Regions from separate parts of the Homo sapiens genome. Here region 1 is linked to region 2. The links are chromatin contacts, found by Hi-C in ENCODE. All regions are on one chromosome and are shown on one strand. Each heading gives the region's core, a stretch centred on a gene start or an enhancer-like site at or near the end of the contact. The rest is flanking DNA. Distances are from core to core; before and after follow the strand shown.

The links. A loop is a pair of places that touch in the nucleus more often than their neighbours do. Pooled maps may share reads with other maps.
Region 1: a map of CD8-positive, alpha-beta T cell shows a loop between it and region 2 (6-fold over the local background). The contact joins the promoter of TSN here to the promoter of TMEM177 in region 2. A Hi-C loop is called at or near these places in 2 of 168 maps with a recorded cell type or tissue (CD4-positive, alpha-beta memory T cell and CD8-positive, alpha-beta T cell) and 10 of 50 pooled maps.

Annotation. Positions count from the first base shown.
Region 1 is chr2:121,752,282-121,757,799 of GRCh38, forward strand. It overlaps TSN (translin), which reads left to right and starts at 3,370. Exons shown (of 6, transcript NM_004622.3): 1 at 3,370-3,564; 2 at 4,959-5,052. The coding sequence starts at 3,499. RefSeq lists an enhancer at 3,235-3,424.
Region 2 is chr2:119,675,658-119,681,089 of GRCh38, forward strand. TMEM177 (transmembrane protein 177) reads left to right here and starts at 3,544. Exons shown (of 2, transcript NM_030577.3): 1 at 3,544-3,619; 2 at 5,175-5,432. The coding sequence starts at 5,197. RefSeq lists a silencer at 3,391-3,620.

The sequences.
Region 1 (5,518 bases), core at 2,120-4,619, 2.1 Mb after region 2:
ATCTCAAGAACCTAGAAGAGTAAAATAAAACCAAAACGAGCAGAAAGAAGAAAATAATAAAGAGCAGACGGCCGGGTGCGGTGGCTCACACCTGTAATCCCAGCACGTTGGGAGGCCGAGGCGGGCAGATCACGAGGTCAGGAGATCGAGACCATCCTGGCTAACAAGGTGAAACCCTGTCTCTACTAAAAATACAAAAAATTAGTTGGGTGCAGTGGCGAGCGCCTGTAGTCCCAGCTACTCAGGAGGCTGAGGCAGGAGAATGGCGTGAACCCGGGAGGCAGAGCTTGCAGTGAGCCGAGATTGCGCCACTGCACTCCAGCCTGGGCGACAGAGCGAGACTCTGTCTCAAAAAAAAAAGAAAATAATAAAGAGTAGAAATTGATGGAATTGAAACAGAATCGGGCATGGTGGCTTATGCCTGTAATCCCAGCACTTTGGGAGGCTGAGGTGGGTGGGTCACCTGAGGTCAGGAGTTCAAGGCCGGCCCGGGCAACATGGTGAAACCCCATCTCTACTAAAAATACAAAAATCAGCTGGGTGCAGCGGAGCGCGCCTGTAATCCCAGTTACTCGGGAGGCTGAGGCAGGAGAATCATATGAACCCAGGAGGCGGAGGTTGCAGTGAGCCGAGATCACGTCACTGCACTCCACCCCAAGTGACAGAGACTCCATCTCAAAAAAAAAAAAAAATTAAACAGAGAACTAGTTATTTTAAGAGATCAATAAAGTGGATAAACCTCCAGCAAGATTGACAAAGAGAAACAGAGAAAATGGATAAATTCTTTCTATCAGGAATGAAATACAGGGTGGCACTAGAGAGCCTGAAGATGACAAAAGAATATAAGGAAATACTATAAACAACTCTATTCAAATAAATGACTTAGACTAAATGAACCAATTCCTTTAAAAAAACACAGCTACCATAGCTCACCCAATATTAAATAGATACTTTGTAGCCTGGGCAACATAGCCAGACCCCATCTCTACCAAAAAAGACAAAAATTAGCCAGGTGTGGTGGCATGTGCCTATAGTCCCAGCTACTGGGTAGGCTGAGGCAGAAGAATCACCTGCTGACAGAGCGAGACCCCATCTCTTAAAGAAAAAGATACTTTGAGTAGCACTATGACTATTAGGAAATTGAATTTGCAATAAAAATTCCCCAAAAGAGATCTCCAAAGAAGGTTTCGTTGGAGAAGGTTTCAGCAGAGAATTCTACAACTACTTAAAGAACAAACAGCAATCTGCATAAGCTCTTCCAGATAATAGACCAGAAGGGAACACTTTCCAGTTCTTTATGAAGCTAGTATTGGGAAGGAAAAGCTTTCTCTTTATTATATTTTGTTCAGTTTATGGGGGCCTCCAAAAAATTATTTATTTGAGGCAGGGTCTCACTCTGTCACCCAGGCTTGAGTGCAGTGGCACAATCATGGCTCACTGCAGCCGTGGCATCCTGAGCTCAAGTGATCCTCCCACCTCAGCCTCTGAAGTAGCTGGGACCACAGGCATGCGCTACCATGTTCAGCCAATTTTCAAAACATTTTTTGTAGAGATGGCGGTCTCACTATGTTGCCCAGGCTGGTCTCGAACTCTTGGGCTCAAGTGATCCTCCTCGTTAGCCTCTTAAAGTGGTGGGATTACAGGTGTGAGCCACCATGCCCAGCCAGGGCCTGCAAATTAAACTGACAAAAGACAGATTAACGGAACAGAAAATCAGCATGGGCATATAAGAACTCAACAACACCATCGACTAATAGGGTCTAATTAAACTTTTTATAGGACACTCCCAAAAAAGGCTTATTTGCATGGATGCTGGAGCTAGCAAAATAAGTAGCTAGCCTACTAAATGGTTAGAGGTTTATGTCTGGGCGCAGTGGTTGATACCTGTAATCCCAGCATTTTGAAAGGCTGAGGCAGGAGGATTTCTTGAGCCCAGGAGTTCAAGACCCGACTGGGCAACGTAATGAGACCAAAAAATGAAACAGAACAAAACAACAATAACGAAAACCACACAAGAAAAGAAAGAAACAAAAAACCAGTTAGTGGCTTGTGTGCCTAACTCTAGGTAAAACGGAGAGGTGACGAAAGTTTGTATGAGAACAAATAGGATTCTTTAGGACAGACGAATGGGTTTTGGGAGAACAAACACGAGATAAGAAAGGGTTTTTTATTTTTTTTGAGACGGAGTCTGTTGCCCAGGCTATAGTGCAGTGGTGTGATCTCGGCTAACTGCAACCTGTGCCTCCCGGGTTCAAGCGATTCTTCTGCCTCAGTCTCCCGAGTTGCCGGGATTACAGGCGCGCGCCACCACGCCCGGCTAGTTTTTGTATCTTTAGTAGAGACGGAGTTTCACCATGTTGGTCAGGCTGGTCTCGAACTCCTGACTTTGTGATCTGCCCGCCTTGGCCTCCCAAAGTGTTGGGATTACAGGTGTGAGCCACTGCGCCCGGCCGATAGTTTTTTAAAAATGTAGGTGCTAGTGGTCTTACTGTCTTCTTCATGGACATGAAATTATTCTCATATAATGAGAATTAAATATGATCCTTCATGTAAAGAGTTTAGAATAATGTCAGAAACAAAGCAAGCAATAAATTATCATTTAGTTGATAAGAATCATTCCAATTCATCTGGCGAGTGCAACACACACACACACTGTATTTGTGTATGGAATAACTGTTCAAGAACACACACACAGTATGTGTGTATGAAATAACTCTTCAAGAACAAAGGGGAAACCGTTATAGGGCATGAAAGGGGAAACCGTTATAGGGCATGGAAGGGGAATTAGGACAAGGTGTGAGTGGAAAGAGAAACATCCCACCGCACACGCTTAAAAAAGCCGTTTAATTTAAAAATAGGTAATACAGCCATACAGAGAAGACATTAAAAGATCTACACAGAAAATTTTCGCTCCCAATCCATTCCCTACTCACAGTCCTACATACGTTACTTTTATTTTCCTTTTTTTTGGAAATGCACTGGCCCCCTACTCTCTCACGAAGGCTGAACTCTCTCTACATTCTTCTGCACCTGTTTTTTGTGCATACTCTTTCGTTGTCAAATATTTCCCTCCAACTGTTGTTGTGTATGAAATAAATACACACATATAAGCTAACCAGCCCCACTTGCCCGCACCACCTACACGCCCGTCCCCGCCCTCCCTCAGGCCCACGTGCTCCGAGGGCCGCCTTCGCAGGTTGTTTCTGGCGATGCCTGTCTGAAGGCCTCAGACTGAGGCCCCGCCCACTCTCCCTCTCCTCTGCCCTTTGGACGCGCGCCTCGGTTCCGAACGCAGCGGACGGCGCCTCAGGCAGCGCGGCGGACAGCCCGTCCTCCGGCGCGCCGCGAGCCTCGGAGGACCCTAGCGACGGTCGTGGCGTAAGACCGGGGGGACGCGGCGGTAGCGGCGGCCGTTGCGATTGATTGCGCTGGTTGCCTGCGGCGTCCACTTCCTTGGCCGCCCTTGCTACACTGGCTGATTGTTGTGCAGCCGGCGCCATGTCTGTGAGCGAGATCTTCGTGGAGCTGCAGGGCTTTTTGGCTGCCGAGCAGGACATCCGAGAGGCGAGCCCCCTCCCTTCCCCATTCCCTTTGCCTTTCCATGCCTAGTTGGGCCACTTCGCCCGGCCCTCCTCTGTCGCTCAGTCTCGGGCGGTGGGGACGCCTCCGAGGGTGGGTTGCTTCCCCTCTAGCTTTAGGTTAGGCACTCCCCGCCCCCGCCCAAAATTTTGCTGCTCTGTCCTGATTCCCCGTGTTCGAGTCTCAGCTTCTCAGCATCACTTGCCTCGTTTGTGTCAGTTTTCCTTCTTTTCAGCACTTGTTTATATCGAAGGCTCGATTAGCACCTGGTCTTCAGCGAATGAGCGTTTCGTGTATTTTTGTTGGTGTCTTAAAAGCACATGTGATCTGCTTAAAACTCTCCTGTGATTTCCTATGCCACACAGGATAAAAAATCAGACTCTACTGTGGCTCACATGGTTTCTCTTCAATCTCGTTTATGCTCTCTGTCTTTGTGTATGATGTTCACTTTACCTCTTCTAGTGCCCCAAATAGCTTCCTGCCTGTTTGCTTTTCCTGGAATTTGCTTCTTTCCCGTTCTTTTCCTGATTGTCTCGTATTTATCTCATTGGCGTCACAGTCTAAGCGATCTATTTCCTGTTATGTTTTCTAGTAGCACATTAACTTTTTTTAATGTGTGTAATATTGATTATTTTAAAAAAATCTTCTCCCTCATTGTATGTTAAACCGCCAGAGGGAAGGGATTGTGTGCTTGGTTCCCCGGTATTTACACAGTGCCTCGCACATAAGTATGCTCAGTGAATATTTTAAAAATGAATTAGAGGCGGGGAGCGGCGCCTCATGCCTGTAATTCCAGCATTTTGGGAGGCCGAGGCGGCCAGATCACCTGAGGTAAGGAGTTTGAGACCAGCCTGGCCAACATGGGGAAACCCTGTCTCTACTAAAAATATAAAAGAACATTAACTGGGCATGGTTGCGCACACCTGTAATCCCAGCTACTCGGGAGGCTGAAGCAGGAGAATGGCGTGAACCCGGGAGGCGGAGGTTGCGGTGAGCTGAGATCGCGCCACTGCACTCCAGCCTGGGTGACAGAGCGAGACTCCGTCTCAAAAAAAAAAAAAAAAAGAAAAAAGAATTAGAAATACCCGACTCTTGTGTTGCATTTAACTCTTCATTTTGCAAGTTGCGTTCACACACGTCATCCATTATAATGTCCCAATTGAATACTTGGGTTTAATGGGTGGCTATTATTCTTTAAAGGGTATCTGAGGAATCTAAGGCTTTTTAGTGACTTTTTGAAGTCTTACAGAGGAAATAAGTGGAAAAGTCAGGATTCAAACTTGGTTATGATAGATCACATAAGCTATCTAATGTGTTTTGTGTGAGTGTATGACAATGATTCTGTTGAGTATCTGATTTTTATTTTTAATTCTCTCTAGGAAATCAGAAAAGTTGTACAGAGTTTAGAACAAACAGCTCGAGAGATTTTAACTCTACTGCAAGGGGTCCATCAGGGTGCTGGGTTTCAGGACAGTAAGTTCTTTGTTTTGTATCCAATTATCAGTCTCTTATTTAGAGGGAGAGTTTCTATCCAGAAGACATTTTATAATGAAAAATGGCTATCATGCTTTATGGTGAGTAAAAATTGAAGAAGTAGGTGATTTGATAATTTTGGTTGATTTTTCTTCCACTTCCACACAGTATGGTTTAAACAGAGATGTTTTCTATTGCGAGGGCATTCTACTGATGATAATTACAATTGCTTAACCCATTTCCTGTTTAGAAAAAAAAAGTGCAGCTCTCTGCCAGCACAGTATTCTCAGGGTAAGCGGGAAAAGGGTTTATTATTATTTTTTTAATTTTTTTTTTTTCTGAGACGGAGTTTCACTCTTGTTGCCCAGGCTGGAGTGCAGTGGTGCCATCTCAGCTCACTGCAACCTCCGCCTCCTGGGTTCAAGCAATTCTCCTGCCTCAGCCTCCTGAGTAGCTGGTGTTACAG
Region 2 (5,432 bases), core at 2,294-4,793:
GCAAGCACGGGATGCAGATGACCACACACTCTGACTGGGAAGCCCAGCTTCAGGCAAAACACCTGCCTACCCCATGGGTTCTCACTCCTGACTCCTGAAAAATAACTCTCCCAGGTGCTTCAGTTGAACGGTTGATAAATGTTCTATCAGCTCTGCGGTAGGATTGGCCAACCTACATATATATGCATTTTTTAAATTGAGATTAAATGCACATTACTTAAAATTTACCATTTTAACCATTGTAAAGGGTAAAAATTTACGGGTTTTAGTCTATTCACCATGTTGTGCAACCATCACTACTATCTAATACACAAACATTTCATCACTGCAAAAAGAAGCCCCGTACCTGTTAGCAGTCACTCCCATTTACCCCCTCCCTCATCCCTTAGCAACCACTAACCTGCTCTCTGTCTCAGTGGATTTGCCTATTCCGGACATTTTATATAAATGGAATGATACAGTCTTTGTCCTTTTGTGTCTAGCGTCTTTCACTTAGCATAATGTTTGTAAGGTCATCCATGTTGTAGCATGGCTCAGTATTTATTCTTTTTTATGACTAACTAATATTCCGTTGCATGAACTATGCCATAATTTGTTTATCCATTCATCAGTTGATGAACATTTTGATTTCTACATTTTCACTAGTGTAAATAGCATTGCTATGAACATTTAGGTACAAGTATTTGTTTGAGTGCCTGTTTTCAATTATTTTGGGTATATTTCTAGGAGTGGATAGCTGATTCATATGGTAATTCTAAGTTTAACTTTTTAAAAAAATTACTATTTTTTTTTAGAAAACAGGGTCTCACTATGTTCCCCAGGCTGGCCTCGAACTCTTGGCCTCAAGCAATCCACCTCGGCCTTCTAAGTAGCTGGGACTACAGGCACAAGCCACTGAGCCTAGCTTAGCTTAAGGTTAACTTTTTGAGGAAGCTCTAAACTGTTTTCTACAGTGGCTGCACCATTTTACATTCCCACCAGCAATGTATGAGGGTTTCAGTTTCTCCACATCCTCTCCAACATATATTATTTTCTAGGTTTTCTTTTTCCTTATAGAAATCCAGTGGTTGTGAATAATATCTCATTGTGGTGATTTGCATTTCCCTAGCCGCTCTGTGATCAGCCCTAGTGACTGATACTAGTGAGCACATTTTTATATGCTTTTTGGCATATATTTGTATATATTTTTTGAGAAATGTCTACTCAAGTCATTTGCCCATTTATTAATTGGCTTGTTGAGTTGCTAAGAGTTCTTTATATATTCTGGATACTACACCCTTATCAGATCTATGATTTGTAAATATTTTCTCCTATTGTGGATTGTCTTTCCACTTTTCTTGATAGTATTTTTCATGCACAAAAGTTTTTCATTTTGATGGAGTCCAACTGGCCAGCCTACTTTAAAAAATTTTTTTAAACTTTTTATTATGGAAATTTCCAAACACACACAAAAGTAGAGCATGGTATGATGAAGATCCCTGAACCTGTCATGCAGCTTCACAATAACTAACACTTTGTCAATGTTGTTTCATCTGTGCCCCTGTTTTTTTGTTGTTGTTGTTGTTTGGATTTGGTTTCGTTGGAATATTTTGAATCAAATAGTAGACATTGTGTCATTTCACCTGTAAACACTTCAGTATGCATCTCTAGTAAGAATTTTTTGGTTTATATAAACTCCATGTCATCATCCCATCTGATGAAATAAGCAATAATTCATTAATATCATCTAATATTCAAATCCAAATTCAAATTTCTCCAAGATGCCTTTTGTTTGTTTGTTTGTTCCTTTGTTTGTTTGAGACAGAGTCTCACTTAGCCACCCAGGCTGGAGTGCAGTGGCACAATCTCGGCTTACTGCAACCACCATCTCCCAGGTTTTAGCGATTCTCCCGTCTCAGCCTCCTGAATAGCTAGGATTATAGGCGTGTGCCACCATGCCTGGCTAATTTTTGTATTTTAGTAGAGACGGAGTTTCACCATGTTGGCCAGGCTGGTCTTGAACTCCTGACCTCAGGTGATCTGCCCTCCTTGGCCTCCCAAAGTGCCAGGATTACAGGCGTAAGCCACCGCGCCCAGCCCAAGGTGTCTTTTTTACAGTTAGTTTATTTGGTTCAGGATCCCAATAAAAGTCACATATTGCATTTAACTGCAATGACTCTCAAGTCTCTTTTCTTTTGAGTCCCCCTCCTTCCCTGTTTATGCCATTGATTTGTTGGATAAACCACGTCATTTGCCCTGTAGAATGTCCCACATTCTGGCTTTGGCTGAGGTCACATTGCACTATTTACATACAAACAACTGAGCAGCCAAAATTGGGGGGGGGGGCTCAGAAACAGAACAGACTTTAATAATAATAGCTAATGGCTAGGCGGCACAAACCGTGAGGCACAGGTTACATATACACCAACTCATTTTATCACACAGCTAGTAAGGGGTGGAGCCCGGCTTTAACCCTAGGCAGTCTGTTTTCACCCTCTGTAAAGGATTGGGCATGGCTGTGTTCCAAGAAAACTTTATTTACAAAAGCAGGTGGAGAGCTGGATTTGGTGCACAGATTAGATGATCCCTCATCTACCTCACAGAGCAGCTGGAAAGGAGAAATGACAGATGGCACGCTGCTCTGTGGACTGTACAGTGTGAAGCACCTGGGAGGAGCTTGGGGGGCAGCGAACATGGTAATAAACATAAAGCTCAGAGCTCCCCGCCAAGGGTGAGCGCTTCCAGACGGAGAAGTACACGGGCCGGCCAGTCAGATGGGCATGGGTTCTGATGGGGGCCCTGCCATAGGCCGCCTGGTGACCCACGCGGGGCTGCCGTTCCTTCGGGGGTTCAACGGCATGATCAAAGACACCGGGATGTGTGTGTGTGTGTGTGTGTGTGTGTGTGATGATCAAAGACACCGGGGTGGGTGTGTGTGTGTGTGTGTGTCATGATCAAAGACACCAGGGTATGTGTGTGTGTGTGTGTGTGTGTGGCATGATCAAAGACACCGGGGTGTGTGTGTGTGTGTGTGTGGCATGATCAAAGACACCGGGGTGTGTGTGTGTGTGTGTGTGTGTGACGGAGTCTCGCTCTGTCGCCCAGGTTGGAGTGCAGTGGCGTATTCTCGGCTCACTGCAACCTCTGCCTCCCAGGTTCAAGCGATTCTCCTGCCTCAGCCTCCCCAGCAGCTGGGGACTACAGGCGTGCGCCACCACGCCCAGCTAATTTTTGTATTAATCAAAGACGCATTTCAACGCAGAGGAGGAAGTGCTAGCGGACCCACCCCAAGGTGCACAGTTAGAGAAGGAGCCTCTGCGGCGGCCGGAGCCCCCCACGGACATCCCCTTGAGGCCCCCCCAGCCACACCCCCAAGAGTCCCGCCCCCAGACCCGTCGAGCGAGCTCCCCTCCCTGAAATCCTCGCCCCGAGATCTCCGGCCGGCGAGCTCCGCCCCCTGAAGTCCCCATCCCAAGATCCGGGGCCGGCGAGCTCCGCCTCCCGAAGTCCCCGCCCCCAGATCCCCGGCCGGCGTGCTTTGCGGCCGCCCTGCCGCGCGCACATGTAGGCGTTCCGAGCGGCGGCGGAGGTGAGCGCACGGACGAGCGGGAGGGACCCTTCTCCGGCCTGATGCGACCCGGTAACGCGTTCAGACTGCGGAGTAGCCTAGGGGCCCAGAGTGGAAGCGTAGCGAGGACCCCTCTGCGGGGCTCCTGCAGCCCCTCCTCCCCCAGCCACCGGCGGGCTGCATGGTACTGTGTTCTAGGCCCACCCCGCAGCGCGATGGCCCTAGGGACGTTGGACTTTGGTCCAGACCTTTCCTTTCTTAGCCTCACTTTCCGCATTGGGAAAAAAAAAAAGCCCGAATGATAATGATTCTTATAGGAGTTCTTGATTAAGATAGGCCAAGCGGTACCCTGCGTTTTTGTTTGCGGCAACTCATTCGTTGCTCATTAAGCACTTTTCACGGACAGGAATACAGTAAGTTTCAATCAAAGTGAAATAATTGTGAATTTTTACTGACGTATTCACGGATGAAGTGATAGGATGCCCGGGGATGTTTCAAAATAAACCAGTTGGACGGAAGTGTGGTGGAAAGAGAAATCAAACAAGATTGGCCATGAGTTGATGGGATTGAAGTTGATGGATGTACTATTTTGTCTACTTTGGTATATGCTTGTAATTTGGCATAACAAGTTTTCTAAAACAAAAAGTTTGCTGTGGACACCTGACTATGCCTGTGTTAGCTTGCTAGAGCTGCCATGCCGAAGTACCGGAGACTGGGTGGCCCAACCAGCAGAAATTTGTCCTCTGGGAGTTATGGAGGCTGGAAGTTCAAGACCAGGGTGTTAACAGGGTTGGTGTCTTCTGAGACCTCCCTTCTTGGCTTGTAGGTGGTAGCCTTTTCCCTGGATCCTCACATGATCTTCCTGCTGTGCCTGTTTGCATCCTAATCTCTTCTTATAAGTACACCAGTCAAATTGGATTAGGATCCATACTGATGGCCTCATTTTATCTTAATTATCTCCTTAAAGACCCTGTCTCCAAATACAGCCACAGTCTGAGGTACTGGGGGTTAGGACTTAAATATATGAACTGGGGAGGAGGAGGAGACACAGTGCAGCCCATAACACTGTCACTTCACTAGCTTAGGATTTTGGCCATTTAAGTTTTCACAGCTTTGAAATAGGGTTAGCTGTAGTAATTAGGTCATGGGGTTGTGAGGGTTCAATCGGTAAGAGTGCTCAGAACTGAGTCTAGCATATAGTAAGCACTCAATAAATTGAACACGTTTTTCCTTATAAATTAGTAATCATAGGGCTTTACCATGGGATGAGTGGAATGAGGCAGTTGGAGTGCCGTGCCCAGCGATGGGAATAAAAGTCATTACAGCCATTATTATAAGGAATATCTGCTGCTGTGCCAGACACTAAATGTTTTATGTATGTTTATTCATGTGCTCATCACCGCCACCCTAGAGGTGGGCCATTACGACACACCTGTTTGGCACATGGGGAAATTGACGCACAGAGACGGAGCTGGGATTTGAACACAGGCACTCTGGCTCTAGAGCCCACACTCTTCACCACTATGCTGTGTTACTTTGGTTTAAAAAGGTGGTGTGGACCCTGGAGGATGTTCAGTCTGCAGGCTGACCCAGGGAAACTGGCTGACTTCTCTTTTTCTTGGCCCAGATTGTCCGCAGTGACTACACTCATGGCAGGTCCCCTGTGGCGGACCGCAGCATTTGTGCAGAGACACAGGACAGGCCTCTTGGTGGGTTCCTGTGCAGGCCTGTTTGGAGTTCCAATCTCGTACCACCTCTTCCCGGATCCCGTGGTCCAATGGCTCTACCAGTACTGGCCTCAGGGCCAGCCAGCTCCGCTCCCTCCACAGCTGCAGAGCCTCTTCCAAGAGGTGCTACAGGACATAGGTGTTCCTTCAGGCCATTG